2 separate regions of the Homo sapiens genome follow, and region 2 is linked to region 1. Evidence: read pairs that join two places in POLR2A ChIA-PET (ENCODE). Cell type or tissue: PC-9. All regions are shown on one strand. Each heading gives the region's core, and the rest is flanking DNA. Links, peaks and the distances in the headings are about the cores only.

Region 1 (9,596 bases), core at 756-8,755:
GCACTTTGGGAGGCCGAGGTGGGAGGACTGCTTGAGCTCAGGAATTCAAGGCCAGCCTGGATAATATAGTGAGACATCTATACTACAATTCAAAACAAGAATAAAAAAATTAGCTCGGCATGGTGGCACACACCTATAGTCTTAGCTGCTCAGAGGGCTGAGGTGGAAAGAATGCTTGAGCCCAGGAGGTCAAGGATAAAGTGAGCCCTGATTGTGCCACTGCACTTCACAGAGTGAAGAGTGGGTGACAGAGTGAGACCCTGTCTCAAAAAAAAAAAAATAGCTAGGTAGATAGATGTATCTGCAAATGATTCTTAGGAGCAGCCCAGGCCTAGAGAGTTAAACCACCCATAGTGACTCACATCAACAGGCTCTTTTGTCAGAGGGCATTTCCATAATTAGAACTTGTGACCAACAAGTCCAGCCACGAGGATATATCACAAGTACTTGTCTCCAGCGCTGGTTTCTTAGCAAAAAAAGAACCTGTTAAATGTCAGGGCTTTGTGTTTTTGCCTTTGGGCTTTTGCCATGCCTGGTTATTGGGCACCTTCTGGTAATAAACAGTTAGTTGAAAGGAGCTGTTCCCATGTCTTATTTAATTCTCTCATTAAGCCTGTGGGCCAGAGGTTCTTATTGTTCATACCCCTGGATAAACACACTGAGTCCCAGGGAGGTAAAGTGCCTTGGCCGAGTGCCACCCAGGAGCTGGTGGTGCCTCAGCTGAACCCAAGTCCACGGACCGTGGAGTTCGCGCCCTCTCACTGTGGCACACGGGCCTGAGCCTCAGGAACACTGCAAAGTAGGTTGGCTTCCCCCTTACGGAGCCCCTACCCGGGACAGCCTCAATCCCTCAGGGCCCCTCTGTGCCCAGGTGCCTGCTTGGCTGACTGGGCAGCCTGGAGAGAACAGTGACCCAGAAATGCAAGAGGAGAGTTTCCAGGAGGACAGAACACTGGTGCTATCAGGTGCCAGGAGCAGCGTGTGCCACGCATGGCCCTGCTCTGCTGTGGCTTTGTGTTTTTGGTACATGCTGTGCCCTCAGCCTGGGCTGCCCTGGACTGGCCGTCCCTACCCCTCCAAGACTTAGCCCAAAATCATACTTTTTTTTTTTTTTTTTGAGATAGGGTCTCACTCGGTCCACCAGGCTGGAATGCAGTGGCACAATCTCGGCTCACTACAACCTCCACCTCCCAGGTTCAAGAAATTATCCTGCCTCAGACTCCCGAGTAGCTGGGATTATAGGTGCCCGCCACCATGCCTGGCTGATTTTTGTATTTTTAGTAGAGACACGGTTTTGCTATGTTGGCCAGGGTGGTCTCGAACTCCTGACCTCAGATGATCCATCCGCCTCGGCCTCCTAAAGTGCTGGGATTACAGGCGTGAGCCACTGCGCCTGGTTTCCAAAATATTACTCTTTTCCCCAGAATGGAAATACAATTATTATTCAAAATATAAGAGTAATCTTGGCCAGGCACAGTGGCTCACGCCTGTAATCCCAACACTTTGGGAGGCTGAGGCAGGTGGATCACGAGGTCAGGAGTTTGAGACCAGCTTGGCCAATGTAGTGAAACCTCGTCCCTACTAAAAATACAAAAAATTAGCTGGGCGTGGTGGTGGGCGCCTGTAACCTCAGCTACTTGGGAAGCTGAGGCGAGAGAATCGCTTGAAGCCGGGAGGTGGAGGTTGCAGTGAGCCAAGATCGTGCCACTCTACTCCAGCCTGGGCGACAGTGTGAGACTCTGTCTCAAAAAAAAAAAAGAAAAAAAGAGTAATCTTAAAAAATAAAAATATATGTTTTAAAACTTTTTATATATACATGTAAAATGTATATGCATATTATATATATGTTCAAATGTGTGAATGTATTTTTGTATTTATAAACACTTAAACTAAAATATGTAAATTTATGTATAAAACTATAAAATATGAACATGATATTATACTATGTATATATTTTGTAACCCTCATTTTCACTCACTACAAAATAAATGTATTTTATATGGTAAGTATAGATTTACCTAATTTTTTCAAGGTAAATAGTTTAAAAAATATAAAACTAGTAAATGCTCATTGCAAAAACAAATTGCTAAAAAATATCAAGAAGAAAGTAAACAGCACAAAAAGCCCTCCTTCTAAAGACAACCATTATTAACATTTTGGCAAACATCCTTTTTTTTTTTTTTTTGAGATGGAGTCTCGCTCTGTCACCCAGGCTGGAGTGCAGTGGTGAGATCTCGGCTCACTGCAACCTCCGCCTCCCTGGCTCAAGCGATTTTCCTGCCTCAGCCTCTGGAGTAGCTGGGATTACAGGCATGCACCACCACATCCAGCTAATTTTTTTTATTTTTATTTTAGTAGAGACGGAGTTTCACCATGTTGGCCAGGCTGGTCTCAAACTCCTGACCTCAAGTGATCCGCCCACCTCAGCCCCAAAAAGGTTGGGATTACAGGCGTGAGCCACCGTGCCCGGCCCAAACATCTTTTTTTACACACATATACACCCATATTTTTATATCAATAGTCTCAAATTATATATACACTGTTTTGGGACTTTTAAAAAAATTTCAGCAAGACCTTGTGGACATCCTTCCATGATAATACGCAGAGCATGAGATTATTCTTTTAAATGATTACATAATATTTTATTGTGAGAGCATAACTTTATTGAATTTATTTATAAACACTAGTGGCGAGCATCCATTTTTCAGCTTTTCACAATTAAAAACAACACTGTGATGAGCCATCCTTATATATGGATTCTTTCTGGAATAAGAAATAAATGGACTGAAAAATTAGAATGTACAATTCTAGAGGTCCCACGTTGTCAAATTATGTTCAGAAATGTGCACCGCGAAAAAGTCTAAAAGTTCAGCCAAGATTCACATGGGTCATTTCTGGGCAAAAGGACCAGGCATGATTTTGTTGTTCTTCCTATTCTTCTGTCCTCCTCAGCTTTTCTATTCTAAGTGTGTCCTTCGTTATGCTGATGCAAGTTGGCAATTTTACATTGCACAAGAATATATGGTTTTAATCCACGCAAGTGTCGCCTCTGACGATGCTCTCTTTCCAGTTCCTCCTGCACCACACTTGCTCTCATCATCTGCTACAGGGGAGGGACCTGCTAGCCCTGTGCCTAAGTTAGCACCAGCAGGAACCCACAGGTGTTCAGTGGGGAGTCGCTGACTGCCTTGGAGAAGCGTATTTGAGACAAGCTGTTAATGGCTCACGGTCCTAGGGTAACCCCCTCGGCTGGCACCTGCATTTAGGACAGCAGTGAGCCAAGCAGTTTCCAGCTTGTGGGAAAGAAGCTTTGAGGGGTCCCTAAGGGCAAGAAGGCCTTTCCTGGCTCAGTCCAATCAGATACCTGCTGTGGCTGTGCTTCTTCTGGCCACAGGTCCCTGTCTTTGTTGGTTCCCTGCACTGACCTGGCCAAAAGGAAGCTGCTTGCTTCTGGGCAGCAGCTGTCCCCTCCCCCAGAAAGTCTAAAAGGACACAGAGGACGTCTTCAGTATTTCCGTAGAGGTCACAAGCTAAGTGGGTCGCTGTCGCTGTTTTACGTTTGGTTGGTGCTGAGACACTTCCTCTTTCATTTATGTCTTATTCAGGCCACCTCCTCCATCCCCCTTGAAGACTGAAAAAGGGGAACTTGAAAGAAAAACCGAAAATTTCAGACCGAGCTATGGTGCAGGAGACCATGCTGTCATCCTGAAGCAGAGGCTGGGGACGTCACCAAGAGGATCACAGCATCCTCGAGGGTTCACTGAGGCCACTGCCCAGGCTTTCTTTTCTTTCTTTTTTTTAATAGAGATCAGAGTCTTGCTAGGTTGCCCAGGCTGATCTCAAACTCCTGAGCTCAAACAATCCTCCCACCTCAGCCTTCTAAAGTGCTGGGTTTACAGGCTTGAGTCACTATACCGGGCTGACCAGGGACTTTCTTCCTCCCCTCATTCGAACTTTCTTAGCTCCCACTCAAGTCTTCCTAAATGCTATGTGGTATTCTTAGGACTCCTAATTCCTAATTTTTCAGGAAGTGAAATGATATTCTTAAAGTAAAAACCAAAATCTGCTTTTGCTCAATTCTTTGAATTTACTGTATTTATATGCCATATATAGAGAGAGAGAGAAAGAGAGACAGAAAGAGTGCATGTAGATATACACACACAAATGTATACACACACACACACACACACACACACACATCAGATTGTGGTAGCTTTTGGAAACTCTCTAAGGCACAGAAAATAAGTTGCCTGACAAGACATCAAAGAATTGCAAAAGAGGCCACAGCCCCAAAGGCCTTACTGACTGCTTTGTGATTTGTAGCATGACTGCTGATAAGCATCTATTTGCTTCAGTAAATAGAAGTTGAATCATAACATTTGTTCCAGGAAACAGTAACTGAAGTCGCAAATCATAAATAATAAAGCATGAAAAATCTTCTTTTAACCTAATGGACTAAAAGATTTCTTGCTTTTTTCATTTCTGCTAATGGCCTCTCTCCCTTGGCACTGCCAGAGCTGGCCCATTAAAGGTGAATTGAGCCTCAGTTTGCAGGCAGGACGTGGTCCAAAAGATCATTTGTAAGTTGGTTGTTTGGATCAAAGAATGTGTTTTCTCCTAGAAACCGTTTTTCTCAGGGTGACTGGGTTCTCAGGTTCGCTCGCACAGTGCTGTTCAACTTCTACTGAAGCTGAGCTCTGGGTCTTTGAGGGCAGGTTCTCTGCAGTGCAGGAGGGAGAAATCAGGTCACCTGCTGCTCCTTTGCATAGAGACCTGGCTCTGAGCACAATTTAAGCATAAGTAGTTTTCTTTTCTACTTTCTCAACTCCCTTTTGGCGTCCAGGTCCAGGGCCGTAGTCCCTGGATTGCAGCACCCTTTCCTAAAGTGCTTTACCCACCTCTGGGCTGCTTGCCTGCTAAGGGGGGTCTGGGACCCCAAATTACCCACTATTCCTGCTTCCTGACCAATCAGACTTCCATTTCCTCAGAGCAGTTGATATCAGCTAAGGGCCAGGGGAAAAGCAAAAGGAGAAGATATGAATTCACACTAGTAGGTGAATCATGGAGAACCTCTTAACCCTCTTAATATCTTCTCATGTTAAAATGAATTAGTTGTGAGACTTGAGAGTCCTTGTGGCAGTATGGGTTAGGGATGAACACGGTGACTAAGGATTCGGAATTCACACACACATTAGTAGGACTCTTAGGCTCTTCACTGCACCTGCTTCCAGAACACTGGCAGTCAGTTAGGAAATGATCCTACTCTGGAAAAAAAATGCAATGGTCGCAGAGAAGAAACTTTCAAGTTCAGACACTGGGGAGAATCCCCTCAGTGAATAAGCTGATTATCTGCCAGATTGCCTCTGAGAATAAGCCACATTCATGCACACAGAACCCCCCACCAGTTTTTTGTGCCTCATAATGAAATCTTAACAGATAGCCAAAGATTACCAGATGTTTATGGAAAGTTCTAACATGAAACAAAAAGACCAAAACAGAGGAAACAACAGAACAAATCTTCAAAAGTAGTATAGTTACTATCTATAGAGAAATAAGAAAAGGCATTTTATCCATGAAATAGGATGTATTTTAGACTTTCAGGATGCCGTAACAAAATATGATACACTGGGTGGTTTATAAACAAAGAAATTTATTTCTCATGGTTCTAGGGACTGGAATCCAAGATCAAGGTGCTGATTTGGTGTCTGGGGAGGGCCTGCTTTCTGGTTCAGAGATAGTGTCTTCTTGCAGTGGCCTCACGTGGAGGAAGGGGTGAGCTGACTCCCTTGGGTCTCTTTTATAAAGGCACTAATACTATTCATAAGGGTTCCATTCTCATGGCCTGATCACCTCCCAAAGGTTCCCATCTACAAATACTATCACGTTGGGGGTTAGGTCTCAACATAGAAATTTGGGGGGACACAGACATTCAAACCATCGCAGGGTGCAAAATAAAATAATCATAACAAGAAAGGGATTTTGGCTATTGAAAAGCAGAATAGTTTAAAGTAAGTATTCAAAAGAAAAGATAGAAGATAATTTATAAAGTCTGGGCACAGTGGCTCACACCTATAATCCCAGCACTTTGGGAGGCCGAGATGGGTGGATCACGAGGTCAGGAGTTCAAGATCAGCCTGGCCAAGATGATGAAACCCCATCTCTACTAAAAATACAAAAAAAAAAAAAATTAGCTGGGTGTGGTGGTGGGTGTCTGTAATCCCAGCTACTAGGGAGGCTGAGGCAGAGAACTGGTTGAAACCAAGAGGTGGAGGTTGCAGTGAGTTGAGATCGCACCACTGCACTCCAGCCTGGGCAACAGAGCGAAACTCTGTCTCAAAAAAAAAAGAAAAGAAAAGAAAAAGAAAAAAAATAATTGATAAAAACTTCAGAATGTAGTACAAAAAGATGGAAAAAATGTGAGAGATAAGAAAATTTGAGGATCTATTCTGAAAGTCCAACATCCAGCAAGAATGGAGGGAAGGAAATTATCAAAAAAATAATACCAGAAAATTTCTCAGAATGAAAGGATAAGAGTCTCAGTATCAAAGGGCCTGCTAAGTGAGCCACAAAATGAATGAGAAGAAAGGTTCAGGCTAAGGCACATCTTTATAACCCTTCAGAACGCTAAGGATAAAAAGGAGACCCTATAATCTTCCTAAAAATAACAGATAACATACAAAGAACTAGGAATCAAAATGGCATTGAACATCTCAGTAGCAACATTGGAAGTCAGAAGAAACTGGAGCAAACTGTTTATAATTCTGAGGGGAAATGATTTGCAATCTAGAATTCCACACCAACTCAATAAATTCTCAATCAAGTATGAGGGCAGGATAAAAACATTTTCAGATGTCAAAGTTCTCAAAATATTTATCTCTATGTACCTTTATTCCAGAAGGTTCTGGGGATGTGCTACTGAAACCAAAGGAGTAGGCCAGGAAAGAGGAAGACAGAATTTAGTAATTTAAGAAACAGGGGATCCAACAGAGCAAAGTGTAGTTGCAGTCCTAGGAACAGCTATGCAGTAGGCCCATGGATGACCAGTATAGATAGGAATGTGGAGATGAGGGTACCCAGAAAAAAAATGTAACTAGTGTAAACGGGCCATGTAGAGAAGCATTAAAAAACAAAGTAAAGAATCAGAGAATCATAAAAAATAAGGCACATGCATGTTATATAGTTTTTTAAAAGAAAATAAATAATAGAAATCAAGTGATGATTAACTCTAGGCAAAAATAAAGAGGTTCTACAAGAAAGAAAGCATGGTCATAGTACACTACTTGGCTCTGTAGTACACAATGTTTGCATAATCATCATAATGTAAACACTGACCACCAGATTCAACCAAAATGTGTGATATAATCACCAGAGGAATGAGAGGTAGAAAGTATGATGTATGAGAGTTAAGTCCTCATCTCTCATGGCAATAAATTAACAGATGCTACCTAAAATCAAAAGATCAAGAAATCTCACTATACACACATTGTTGAGAAACATGGAGATAAATACCAGAAAAAACAGCCAAGGAGTTGAGAACAGTAGCCTCTAGGAAGTTGGCCTATGGGGTGGGGACTATTACTTTTCATTACAATGCTTTTAGTACTTCTTAGCTTTTAAAAATGTATATTTGGAATATTTTCATATATATAGTAATTTTATTATTTATTTATTTTTTGAGACCAAGTGTTGCTCTATTATCCAAGCTGAAATGCAGTGGTGTGATCTCAGGTCACTGCAACCTCTGCCTCCCAGGTTCAAGCGATTCTCCTGCCTCAGCCTCCCAAGTAGCTGGGACTACAGGTGTGTGCCACCACACTTGGCACACTTGGCTAATCTTCTGTGTGGTTTTTTTTTTTTTTTTTTTTTAGCAGAGACGGGGTTTTGCCACATTGGCCAGGCTGGTCTCGAACTCCTGACCTAAGTGATCCGCTTGCCTTGGCTTCCCAAAGTGCTGAGATTACAGGCGTGAGCCACTGCACCCGGTCCATAAAGTAATTTTAAAATAAAGTCAACAAATTAGGAAGACAAAGGATGGCTTGGTTGTTAATCTAAATGAATCTCTAGTTAGTGGTATGTTGGTGTAAGTAAAATTCAGAGACCATAGAAAAATAGATTGAGGAGCAGCTGAAAGCCTAGGCAGAAAGACAGAGGCAGAGAACCACCTAGAAAACATGGAGAAGCTGTTATGCCCAAGGGTCATTTGTATATTTAGGAATGCCTAAATATTAATACACTACTGACTTGTTAAATTGCTTTCTGACTGTAAAAGTAATAATACTTATTGTAGAAAGTTTGGAAAAGGCAAATTAACAAGTAAAGCAGGAGAGAGAGAAATCAAAACCACCAAATATCTCATTATTCATAGATTATTACTTATCAGCACTTTCTTTTTTTTTTTTTTTTGGACACAGAGTGAGTACAGTGGCACGATCTTGGCTCACTGCAACCTCCGCCACCCTGGTTCAAGTGATTCTCATGGCTCAGCCTCCCGAGTAGCTGGGATTTCAGGCGTGTGCTACCATGCCCAGCTAATTTTTGTATTTTTTAGTAGAGATGGGGTTTCGCCTTGTTGGCCAGGCAGGTCTGGAACCCCTGACCTCAGATGATCTGCCTGCCTCAGCTTCCCAAAGTTCTGGAGTTACAGTCATGAGCCACCATGCCCGGCCAAGCACATCTTTTTAAAACAAAAATAAGATTACAACATATAGGCCAGGCAAGATGGCTCATGCCTGTAATCCCAGCACTTTGGAAGGTGGAGGCATGCAGATGGCTTGAGCCCAGAAGTTCAAAACCAAAACAAGCCTAGGCAACATGGTGAAACCCCTTCTCTACAAAAAACACAAAACATTAGCCAAGTGTAATGGTGCATACCTATAATCCCAGCTACTTGGGAGGCTGAGGTGGGAGAATCACCTGATCCTGAGACGTCCAGGCTGCAGTGAGCTGTAATCACACTACTGTACTCCAGCCTGGGTGACAGAGTAAGGCCCCGTCCCAAAAAAAAAAAAAAAAAAATTACAACGTGTAAACATTTCTGTGTCACACTTTATTTCCCCTTAGCATTTCTCTAGGTCACTACTGTCTTTGAGAAATGATTTTTTTTTTTCTTGAGATAGTCTCGCTCTGTCGCTCAGGCCGGAGTGCAGTGGTGTGACCATGGCTCACTGCAACCTCTTTCTGCCAGGTTCAAGCGATTCTCCTGCTTCAGCCGCCTGAGTAGCTGGAACTACAAGCATGTGCCACCACACCTGGCTAATTGTTGTATTTTTAGTAGAGACCGGGTTTCGCCATGTTAGCCAGGCTGGTCTTGAACTCCTGACCTCAGGTGATCAGCCTGTTTTGGCCTCCCAAAGTGCTGGGATTACAGGCATGAGCCACTGTGCCCAGCTGAGAAATGATTTTAAATAGATGCTTAGTATTCTAACATATGAATGTACATGTAATTTATGGTCTATGATTAATAATTTATGCTTTTCCAGTCTCCAATAGCTGGATATTTTGATTGTTTCTAATTTTCATAATTATAAATAATATTTTGTTGACTATCCTTAACCATAAGTCTGTGAGATCTCTTATTGGGTCAATAGGTATGAACA
Region 2 (9,596 bases), core at 1,151-9,150, 550 kb before region 1:
GTTACAAGTTGCCTTTCCAGCAGTTTAGTCCTTCACCTGCCCTGGGTAATGGAGTGTGTGTGGTGGTGGTGGTGGGGGATGGGGGGCGGGGTATGAGGTGCTTATGAAATCATTTGTTCCTTTTGCCTTCAATATTGCAGTTATCTACTCCCCTCCCCATCCCTACCCCCATCCTGTTTTTTTTTTTTAACCTTATTATATGGAAGAAGAAAAAGAGGCATAAAAGCTCTACCACTGACTTTCATCTGGGAGAAGGAAGAGTGAAAGCTACCAGTGGAAATGTCAAGAGTCTTGGAGGGGGTGGACGGGGGACTCTTCTAGGACTCTTGAAGCCTTATGTCACTTGTGTCATGGTGGGGTCCATGGAGTGCTTGACTCCTGCCCCCAAGACTGTCAGGAACAGGGCTGAAGCAGAGTCATCCACTGTCTAAGTCCCTAGAAGAGAGATGGAGGATAGACATTGTCTTACAGCCCTAGGGCAGCAGAATTTGGTTAGACCAGCATGAGCCCAATCTGTGGGATACCGCCACCCCTACCATACAAGGTATCTTAGGTGAGAGATGGGGATATTCAGCATGGCTTGGGAACCACCTGGCGAGCCCCATAGCTAGTGAGTACTAGGTGGTTGGGGAGGACTTCCCAGAAAATTCCACAAATTTCCCCCTCATGCCTTATCAATGTCAGGTGACTGCGTGGGGCTTAGGAAATGGCATCTCCACATTAAGACCATCAGGAAGCTTGACTGCTGATTGGGGCTGGGAAGGGCATCTTATTGAAATGACCAAGTGTAGGTTGTTACAGATGCCTGTTCTGGAGTCCAGCAGTGGCTTGGGTATGAGTTGTCAATCTGCTACTGACTGTAACACTAGGTGAGCTATTGAGCATTTCTGGTCATCTGTAAAATGTGGCTCATTAAGGTTCTTATGAGAATGAAGTCTGATTATAGGTCCAATGTCTGACGTACAGTAGGGACTCGGTATCTATGAGCTGGCATTCTCAGGTTGGCATCAGTTGCCTTGGGTGCGATTTGGTTTCTGGTCAAGCCAGGCATGCTTATAAGTCCCGTTTTCAGCTACCCAAGGTGAAGACACAGAGTTTTGATAAATAATCTTTAGGTGGGCTTGGTCAGGTGCCGAGCCTCATGAGTAGGAGGCTGTTTCTCAGTCATGAGTAGAAGACGTGTTTCTCCAGCACTGGTCAGCCAGCTGCTGCGAATCCTTCCCACAGTGCTCTGTCTCTGCTCCATACTTACCTTTCTTTGGGGCAGTACTCACACTTGGGGGTAAGTTGTTGCTCTGGATACTGATCTCTCTTCTCTCCCTTCCCTACTCACCTCAGTGCAATTATCGTTTATGCACTCCTTAGCCAGGGTTTGGTTAACATACATTGGTTTGTTGATCTATTGGAATCTTCATTGTCCCTTGTGTTCCTGTTTTCTGACCTAGGTCAGTAGACTTCCTGAAAATGCAGCTATTTAGAATTCTAGGGCATTTCAGATAAGGAGCTAGAGGTTGACTAGTTACTCCTGGCTTGCCCCCTGGGTATTTTTAGACATTGCTAATTATCCTATTTTTCTTCCACCCTATGATGAACCAGACATTGGGGAAAGGGAAGTAGCCAAACACCCAATTTCAATATTTACAGCCTCCAAGTATGATTCATTATGAAAATGTTTGCACCCTGAGGCTTTTGTAAATAAGTGGCCTCCTGAAGGGACATCAATGGGAAAATAGTCACACCTTGACCATTCTGCTTTTAAGAAGGAAATTCTTTCTGGAAAAAATCATGGCAACTCTAGGTCATAGTTGTAGTGAACACTAGCTGGAGTGGCAGCTTTTTAAAAATTCTTCTACTTGTTAATGTTTTGTTTTTAAAAATATAATGGATAGGGGCCCATACTTCTTCAGGTCTTTGCCCAAAGGTCCCTTTCTCAATGAGGACTTGACACCCACATCCAATTTAAATTTGCAGCTTACCCACTCACCAGTGATTCTCCTTTTCCTGCTGTGTATTTATTCATAGTACATATCACTAACATACTATTTTTTATTTTGTTCATTGCCTGTGCCTCCCCATTAGAATGTAAACTTCAAGAGGGCAGTTGTTTGAATTATGTATCCACTTTGTCTACTGCTCTCTTGCCTAGTGCCTAGGAGAAGATCTGGCACATAGTAGGTGCTAATCTTTAAATGGATTGCACAGACCACCACATAGTAGGGGCTTTTCTCTTCATGCCCACATTGGTCATGTGTCTTTGAAAATTCATTGGTTGGGGGTGGTAGGGTTTGGAGCTGAGAGAAGGGGCCTAAATGTTATATATTCTTTTTATTAATCACGCTGTACTGGTTTATAAAAAGAAATACATTTGGAAATGACTAGGAGGTTGACTTGGAGAGTTATGCATGCTTCACTAATGCCTGATTTAGCCCTCTGTAGGTTTGGTTCTTATCCCTACAACTTTCTGCCCTGGCCCTATCCATAAGGCACTGGTTCCTGGTTTGAAGCAGTGGGAACAAGTGGGAGGACCAGTGGGGCCTGAGAATCTCCTACTTAGGGCACCTGTAAAATAGGGGAGCCTTTGCTCTGCCTGGGCTGGCTGGAGTGTAACCCAGTTCTAAGACAACAGTCCGAGAGATTAACTTTCCAGGCTCTTTCCAAGTTGATGCTTCTGCATCCAAGGAAGCCAAGTTTCCATAGATGATTGATGGGCAGGATTTAAATTTGACCTTGGGTGGGTCCTTCCCTGTGGGAGCACCGATGGTATCTGGAGACATGTGACACTCCTATGGAAGCATGTGGCCCTGTCGGCGGGATCTCAAGATGGCATATGACAGTAGCCCATGTGATGTGCTGAAAACATCCTCGTAAGCCTGTGGATTCTGTCTTTTCCTTTCCCTTAGAGATGGAATTCCTCCTTATCGTGTGGGCAGTAAGAAACAGCTCCAGAGAGAAATGCATCGCAGTGTGAAGGCCAATGGCCAAGTGTCTCTACCTCATTTCCCGGTGAGTACAGTCTGGAGTGAGGAGACAGCTGTTTTCTGCCATGTTGAGTCCTAAAGAAAAGAAATGGGTGGTGGAATGGGGAGAGGTATAGGGAAGGTAGAAAAGAGCAGTACCTAAGGTCCCCTAGGGCAAAGGGAGAGAAAAGAACTGGACAATAGGCATTACATGGTTTTTTGGGTTGTGATGGTGAGCACAGTGATGTGATTATGAGGTATCAGTCAGTTTTGCTATAAAGGAATACCTGAGGTTGAGTAATTTATAAAAAGAAGAGGTTTACGGCTGGGCACAGTGGCTCATGCCTGTAATCTCAGCACTTTGGGAGTCGGAGGTGGGCAGATCACCTGAGGTCAGGAGTTCGAGACCCAGCCTGGCCAACATGGTGAAGCCCCACCACTACTAAAAATACAAAAATTAGCCTAGCGTGGTGACGTGCGCCTGTAGTCCCAGCTACTTGGGAGCCTGAGGCAGGGGAATCACTTGAACCTGGGAGGTGGAGGTTGTAGTGAGCTAACGCCAGTGCACTCCAGCCTGGGCGACAGAGCGAGACTCCTTCTCAAAAGAAAAAACAAAGAAAAGAGGTTTATTTGGTTCATGGATCTGCAGGCTATTCAAGAACCATGGCGCCAACATCTGCTTCTGGTGAAGGTCTCAGGGAGCTTTCAATCATGATGCGCAAGGGGAAGGAGAGCCAGTTTGTAACATAGCGGGAGAAACAGCAAGCTGAGGTTGGGGGGGTGGTGGGCAATGCCATGTTCTTTCAAACAACCAGATCTCATATGAACTACAGGGAAAACTTGCTCATTACTGCAGGGAGGGCACGAAACACCTCCCACTAGGTGCACTTCCACCATTGGGGATCATATTTCAACATGAGATTTGGAGGGGACAAGCATCCCAACTATGTGAGAGGTTTGATGACCTATTTTTGAACCTTTGCATTTTCTGAATTCAAAAAAAAAATTCCCTATCAGAAAGAAACTGAAGCACTTATTTCCCAGAAACTAAGAAATGCTAGATGATCCATGCTTCTCTACAGCTTGGTGAGCTCACTGTATTTCCACTAGAATGGAAGCCCTCTGATGGGAGGGAGTTTTATCTATTCTGTTAACCTCTGTATGCACAGAGACTAGAACAGTACCTGACACATAATAGGTGCTCAATAAACATTTGAGTGAATGAATAAGGAACCTCTGCCCCCCCTTGGGACATCCTCCTGCTCTCTTCACTGGGACATTCTACTTCTTGTGTCAACCACAGGACTCCAAGTCATTTTAGTCAGTGATTTTAGTCATTTATTTATGTATTCATTGACCATTTCTCCTCCTGGCTCCTGAAGCCCTGGAGGGTAGCTGTTCCTTTCCAACTCCAGAACTTGGCTTGGTACCTGCTGGTGAGTCTGTGCCTATCAAATGCGGAATGAACGAAGTGTTTAGAAGTGAGGATCTCCTGAGCAGCTTCTTCCTGTGACTGAGATGGTGGATGAAGGGCTCTTCTGGGACCTCTGCTTTTATTTCCATGCTTGCTAAAGCAGCCAGCACATGGCTGTACTCAAGAGAACTTCCCCATCTACATTCCCATTTTAGGGCTGTGCTGTTTACAACAGCCTCAGATCCAGGTTGCAAGGAGGGGAGGGGAAGAAAGCACCCAGCTCACAGCAGGTGTTTATGAATCCTTCCTGCCAGCTTCAGAGAATCTAATTGGTCTGGTTATGTTGTGTTTAAAAAATTAACACATTGAATTGCTAAACCCATGTTGCATTAGTGCACAAACTATAGCTCTTCTCTGAAAGCTCCTCACACAGACAAGGGCAGACTTACCTTGTTTTAAAATTAGCATATTAAAATTGCTTTTCTGAGGACCTCTAGCATCCCCTCCCTCTACAGATAACAAGTATTGATGACATACTATCATTGTTTTTTTGACTGGGGGATATGTGAGTTAACAAAGAAAAGTTCTATCGCCCAAGCTTGTAAATTAGATGATTTTGTCCTGGGGTGTGCAAATCGACTTTCTCCATCAGGCAGCGCTTTGATCAGGGGCTGCAAGGAGCCAGCCTGTGTGAGAATGGCCACCTACACAGGAGCCTTTCTCTTCTTCCCCAGTTTCTGCAGCTAAGTGGTTGCCGTGGCAAGGCCCATCTTTTCAGCTGGGGGAGATGCTAGCCTTTGCAAGTTAGCTTTCTGCTACCCCCACCCCAGCCCAAAGAAAGGAGCTAAGCAAGAGGGAGATTAGGAAGAAGGAGGTAGAACAACTGGAGAGGTGGGGGGTTGGGTGGGGGGAGCGAGATGACAGGAAAAGGACAGAAAGCTGGGCAGCAGGGGTTCTCTCTGTTTGCTGCTTTTGGCAGGCGTACTCGGTGCCTTTTTATATTCTGCACTTGATTTGGAGATGTTCCCTTTTCCCTTGATAGATCAGCTTCAGGCAGCCAAGCTCAGCAGTGTTCTGCTACTAGCCTGCAGCAGCTTTCTTCATTTTCTGTACAAAGAGAGAGGGAGGAGGGAAGGAGAAAAACGAGGGAGATCGAGGACAGTGTTGAGACACCACCACCTCAAAGGTGCGCAGTGTGCGGCCAGGAAATAAATTACCACTTCTTCTCTGATCCAGGCCGTTTGACTCCCTTTTCCCCCACTTTCTTTCCTCCCACCTCCTTTCCAATCTTATTTTTTTAAATTTTCAACTCTCTTTCTGTTTAGATTCTACTTTCTATTCCTTGAGTTGGTCTCTCCCCTCCCCACCTCAGAGGGCTGCCTTTTTTTTTTTTTTTTTTTTTTTTTTTTTTTTTTTTTTGATGGTTGACAACAGTCTTTGAAGATTTTCTACTTCAAAGTAACTACTGATGGGCTGGTTGTACTACAGAAAGAACAAGCAGGGCCTCTCGGAGTGCGACCAACTGCTCCTGCCCAAGGCAAACGCTGGTGGGGACCATGGCTCTCCATGAGGCCATGGCGCTAGCGCATAAAAGTCCCGAGCAGCCCAGGCCGCCTTGCCATCCACTCTACACCCGAACATGGGTTTGCGGTGCACAGCGCCTGGTGCGGGAAGCTCCGGCCAAGCCACCGCCCACCTAGCCTGCTGAACGTGCCTCCTCCCTTTCCTTTCCACGTCCTGTAGAGAACCCACCGCCTGCCCAAGGAGATGACCCCCGTGGAACCCGCCACCTTTGCAGCTGAGCTGATCTCGAGGCTGGAAAAGCTGAAGCTGGAGTTGGAGAGCCGCCACAGCCTGGAGGAGCGCCTGCAGCAGATCCGAGAGGTAATGCGGCCTAGGCCTTCTTCCTGCTTCCGTCCACGGCGTGAGCGCTCGTATGTGTATGCGCATGTGCATGGGGTGCGTTAGGGTGTGCGCATGTGCGTGGGTTGCATGCGCATGCGCGTGGGCTGCGTGTGGGTGTGTGCCTGGGCGTGGGCTGTGTGCGCATGTGCATGGGTTGCGTGTGGGTGTGCATATGCGTGTGGATATGTGCTTGTGTAGGCGGGCCTGTGCGTGTGCGCATGGGCGTGGCTGTGGGCGTGCACACGGGTGTGCGTGCTCCTGCGTAGGGAGCCGAATGTTGCAACCCCAGGGCCTCTGGCCCTTCTGCTTCCTGGGTCACTTCTCCTTCTGACGTCTTCCCTTTCAGGATGAAGAGAGAGAGGGCTCCGAGCTCACACTCAATTCGCGGGAGGGGGCGCCCACGCAGCACCCCCTCTCCCTACTGCCCTCCGGCAGCTACGAGGAAGACCCGCAGACGATACTGGACGATCACCTGTCCAGGGTCCTCAAGACCCCTGGCTGCCAGTCTCCAGGCGTAGGCCGCTATAGCCCCCGCTCCCGCTCCCCGGACCACCACCACCACCACCATTCGCAGTACCACTCCCTGCTCCCGCCCGGTGGCAAGCTGCCTCCCGCGGCCGCCTCGCCGGGCGCCTGCCCCCTCCTCGGGGGCAAAGGCTTTGTGACCAAGCAGACGACGAAGCATGTCCACCACCACTACATCCACCACCATGCCGTCCCCAAGACCAAGGAGGAGATCGAGGCGGAGGCCACGCAGCGGGTGCACTGCTTCTGCCCTGGGGGCAGCGAGTATTACTGCTACTCGAAATGCAAAAGCCACTCCAAGGCTCCGGAAACCATGCCCAGCGAGCAGTTTGGGTAAGTGCCGGGCGGACCGCAGTGTCCCGTGTGGGGCTTGTCTCCCAGCCAGGTCCATGGGCAGGTGTGAGGTGGGAGCCGCATTACAGGCATTTAGTTTCTAAGAGGGCGGCAGAGTGCACGGCCGGGTGAGGGTGCGGGGAGCAGGTGCATGGGTCTTTCGTGTCACCAGCCCCCCGACTTGCTGAATTGTCTGATTCTAGGAGTCCCGGAGATTTAACCGGGTCTCTGGGTTGGGTGTGGTTCTTGGTTCCCCACAGCGGCAGCAGAGGCAGTACCTTGCCCAAACGCAATGGGAAAGGCACGGAGCCGGGCCTGGCCCTGCCCGCCAGGGAAGGAGGGGCCCCCGGCGGAGCTGGGGCCCTGCAGCTTCCCCGGGAGGAAGGAGACAGGTCGCAGGATGTCTGGCAGTGGATGCTGGAGAGTGAGCGGCAGAGCAAGCCCAAGCCCCATAGGTAAACACCGCTTGCCGCCGCCGCGGCCGCGAGGGTCATGGGCACTCAGTACGGAGGTATTGTGGGAATGGCTGTTTTTGCAGTCCGCGGAATACAAATGTGACTATTTGCTCCTGCCATCTTAATATTAAACGTTGGACTGAGCAGACCACAAAAATGTCATGTTTTGGCACTGACCCCTGTTCATGTTATGGTAGTTTTTTTTTTAACTCTCTCTCTGAGCAGAATAGACAAGTTTCTATTGAAGTCACATTTTCCAGTTCTTCTAACCCAGTTTCTTTCCTTCTGTTTTCTCTCTGCTCATTCCTTGTTTAGTGCCCAAAGCACAAAAAAGGCCTACCCCTTGGAGTCTGCCCGCTCGTCTCCAGGCGAACGAGCCAGCCGGCACCATCTGTGGGGGGGCAACAGCGGGCACCCCCGCACCACCCCCCGTGCCCACCTGTTCACCCAGGACCCTGCGATGCCTCCCCTGACCCCACCCAACACGCTGGCTCAGCTGGAGGAGGCCTGTCGCAGGCTAGCTGAGGTGTCGAAGCCCCCAAAGCAGCGGTGAGTGGAAGTGAAGGGTCCTAGGTTGAGGCAGGGATTGGGTTTGGGTGGAGACCTGGTCTGTGGCTAATGGGGAGGGCCTCTCTTTCTGCCTGGGTCTCAAACCCTCCCATGAGAAGAAGAATTACTTATGGATGAGTAAGCTGCTGCTTTCCAGCTTCTAGAAATTGTTCCCTTCAGTTATGTTCATTCTACTAGAGTTAAGCCAGGATCTGTGAGGCAAGTCATGCCTAGAATTGGGAGAATGAATTTCAGCAATTGCTTACAAATCCCATTCCTTACAAATGTCTTGATTGTTTAAGGCTGGTTAGTTGAGTATATAAGAAGCTGTGAGATGGAGGATCAAGAGTCCTCAGCCCTTTGCTGGGGCTGAGAATGTCCCATCCTGGGCTCCCAGGGGGGCTTAGAATGGCTGTTCCAAGACGTCTTCCTGGCCTCTTCAGCCACTGTTAACCCAGGGTCTTGGTTGGGTCTCCGTAAGGATGGAAGTCGGGTTCGTGTCTCTTCAGGAGGCCAAATAGTAATTTTCTGTCTGCTTTTCAATTGCTCTGGGGACAACAGTGTACCTCTAAATCCCTCGCCCTGGCTGTGTCCTCAGGTGCTGTGTGGCCAGTCAGCAGAGGGACAGGAATCATTCGGCCACTGTTCAGACGGGAGCCACACCCTTCTCCAATCCAAGCCTGGCTCCAGAAGAGTGAGTGTCTTTACCTGACATTACTGAGATCTGCCGAGTGCTTTATGTTTCAGAATATTCGCTATCTGGAGTTTCATTTTCATGAAACTTTTTTTGGTTTTTAAAATCACTTTGATTTTAGCGCTAGTGATGAGGAACAGTAAACGTAGATGTTGCCATCCATGTCCTGCCGACAAATGCATCATAGCAAAAGTTTTTCTGGTCATACACAAATCAAAAGCTGGGACATGAAGCCATTAGCAGAAGTGTAGAAGGGACCTCAAATTCAGCTGGAAAAGTTGCCCCCATTCAACTTGCAATTTAGTAGTACTGGAAACATTTGTCACCCCTGAGCAGAAAGATCATTCTCCACTGTGGCAGAGGTGGAGGGGACCATCCTTGTGTTTTTGTTTGGAGAAGACAGAATATCTTCCCCCAAATTGGGCAGTGATTCTTTTTGTAAATTTAGTCTCTTTCAAAGTAGGTTGAGGAGCCTGCTCGTTTAATTACTGGATGGTGCAATTAAAAAGAAATCTGCTAAAGAGATCTAAAATGGTCTGTATCAAGTTTTCTTTCTTAGTGTCTTCATCCTGAGCAATGAGCAATGTTTGAAGTCCTCAATAGGCCACTGCCCTGGACCCTTTCATTGTTTCAATTGGTTGACCCTAAGTGTACCAGCTCTCTGGGTCTGGGCCAGCCACTTTTTTTTTTCTTTTTGAGACAGAGTCTCGCCCTGTTGCCCAGGCTGGAGTGCAGTGGCTTAATCTTGGCCCACTGCAGCCTCC

The links. Peaks named below come from ENCODE experiments on the same cell type or tissue, not always from the same donor. Only the 100,000 strongest peaks of a DNase experiment are listed, where the experiment ranks them.
Region 2: POLR2A ChIA-PET joins it to region 1 with 5 read pairs; 2 of 35 experiments call an interaction of 5 or more read pairs at or near these places.

What each region holds. Positions count from the first base shown.
Region 1 is chr17:64,980,057-64,989,652 of GRCh38, reverse strand. No RefSeq gene overlaps it. Among named protein-coding and RNA genes, the nearest start is that of LRRC37A3, 65 kb to the right of the region's middle. RefSeq lists enhancers at 3,221-3,270, 3,551-3,850, 4,468-4,747. In PC-9, for the core only: no CTCF peak of the experiment used is centred there; a DNase peak (open chromatin) is centred at 4,292; H3K4me3 peaks cover 812 bases; H3K27ac peaks cover 2,279 bases.
Region 2 is chr17:65,534,862-65,544,457 of GRCh38, reverse strand. It overlaps AXIN2 (axin 2), which reads left to right. Exons shown (of 11, transcript NM_004655.4): 4 at 2,901-3,003; 5 at 6,115-6,255; 6 at 6,623-7,134; 7 at 7,395-7,589; 8 at 7,905-8,138; 9 at 8,737-8,832. Among named protein-coding and RNA genes, the nearest start is that of AXIN2, 22 kb to the left of the region's middle. RefSeq lists a silencer at 1,601-1,801. In PC-9, for the core only: no CTCF peak of the experiment used is centred there; a DNase peak (open chromatin) is centred at 1,657; H3K27ac peaks cover 1,015 bases.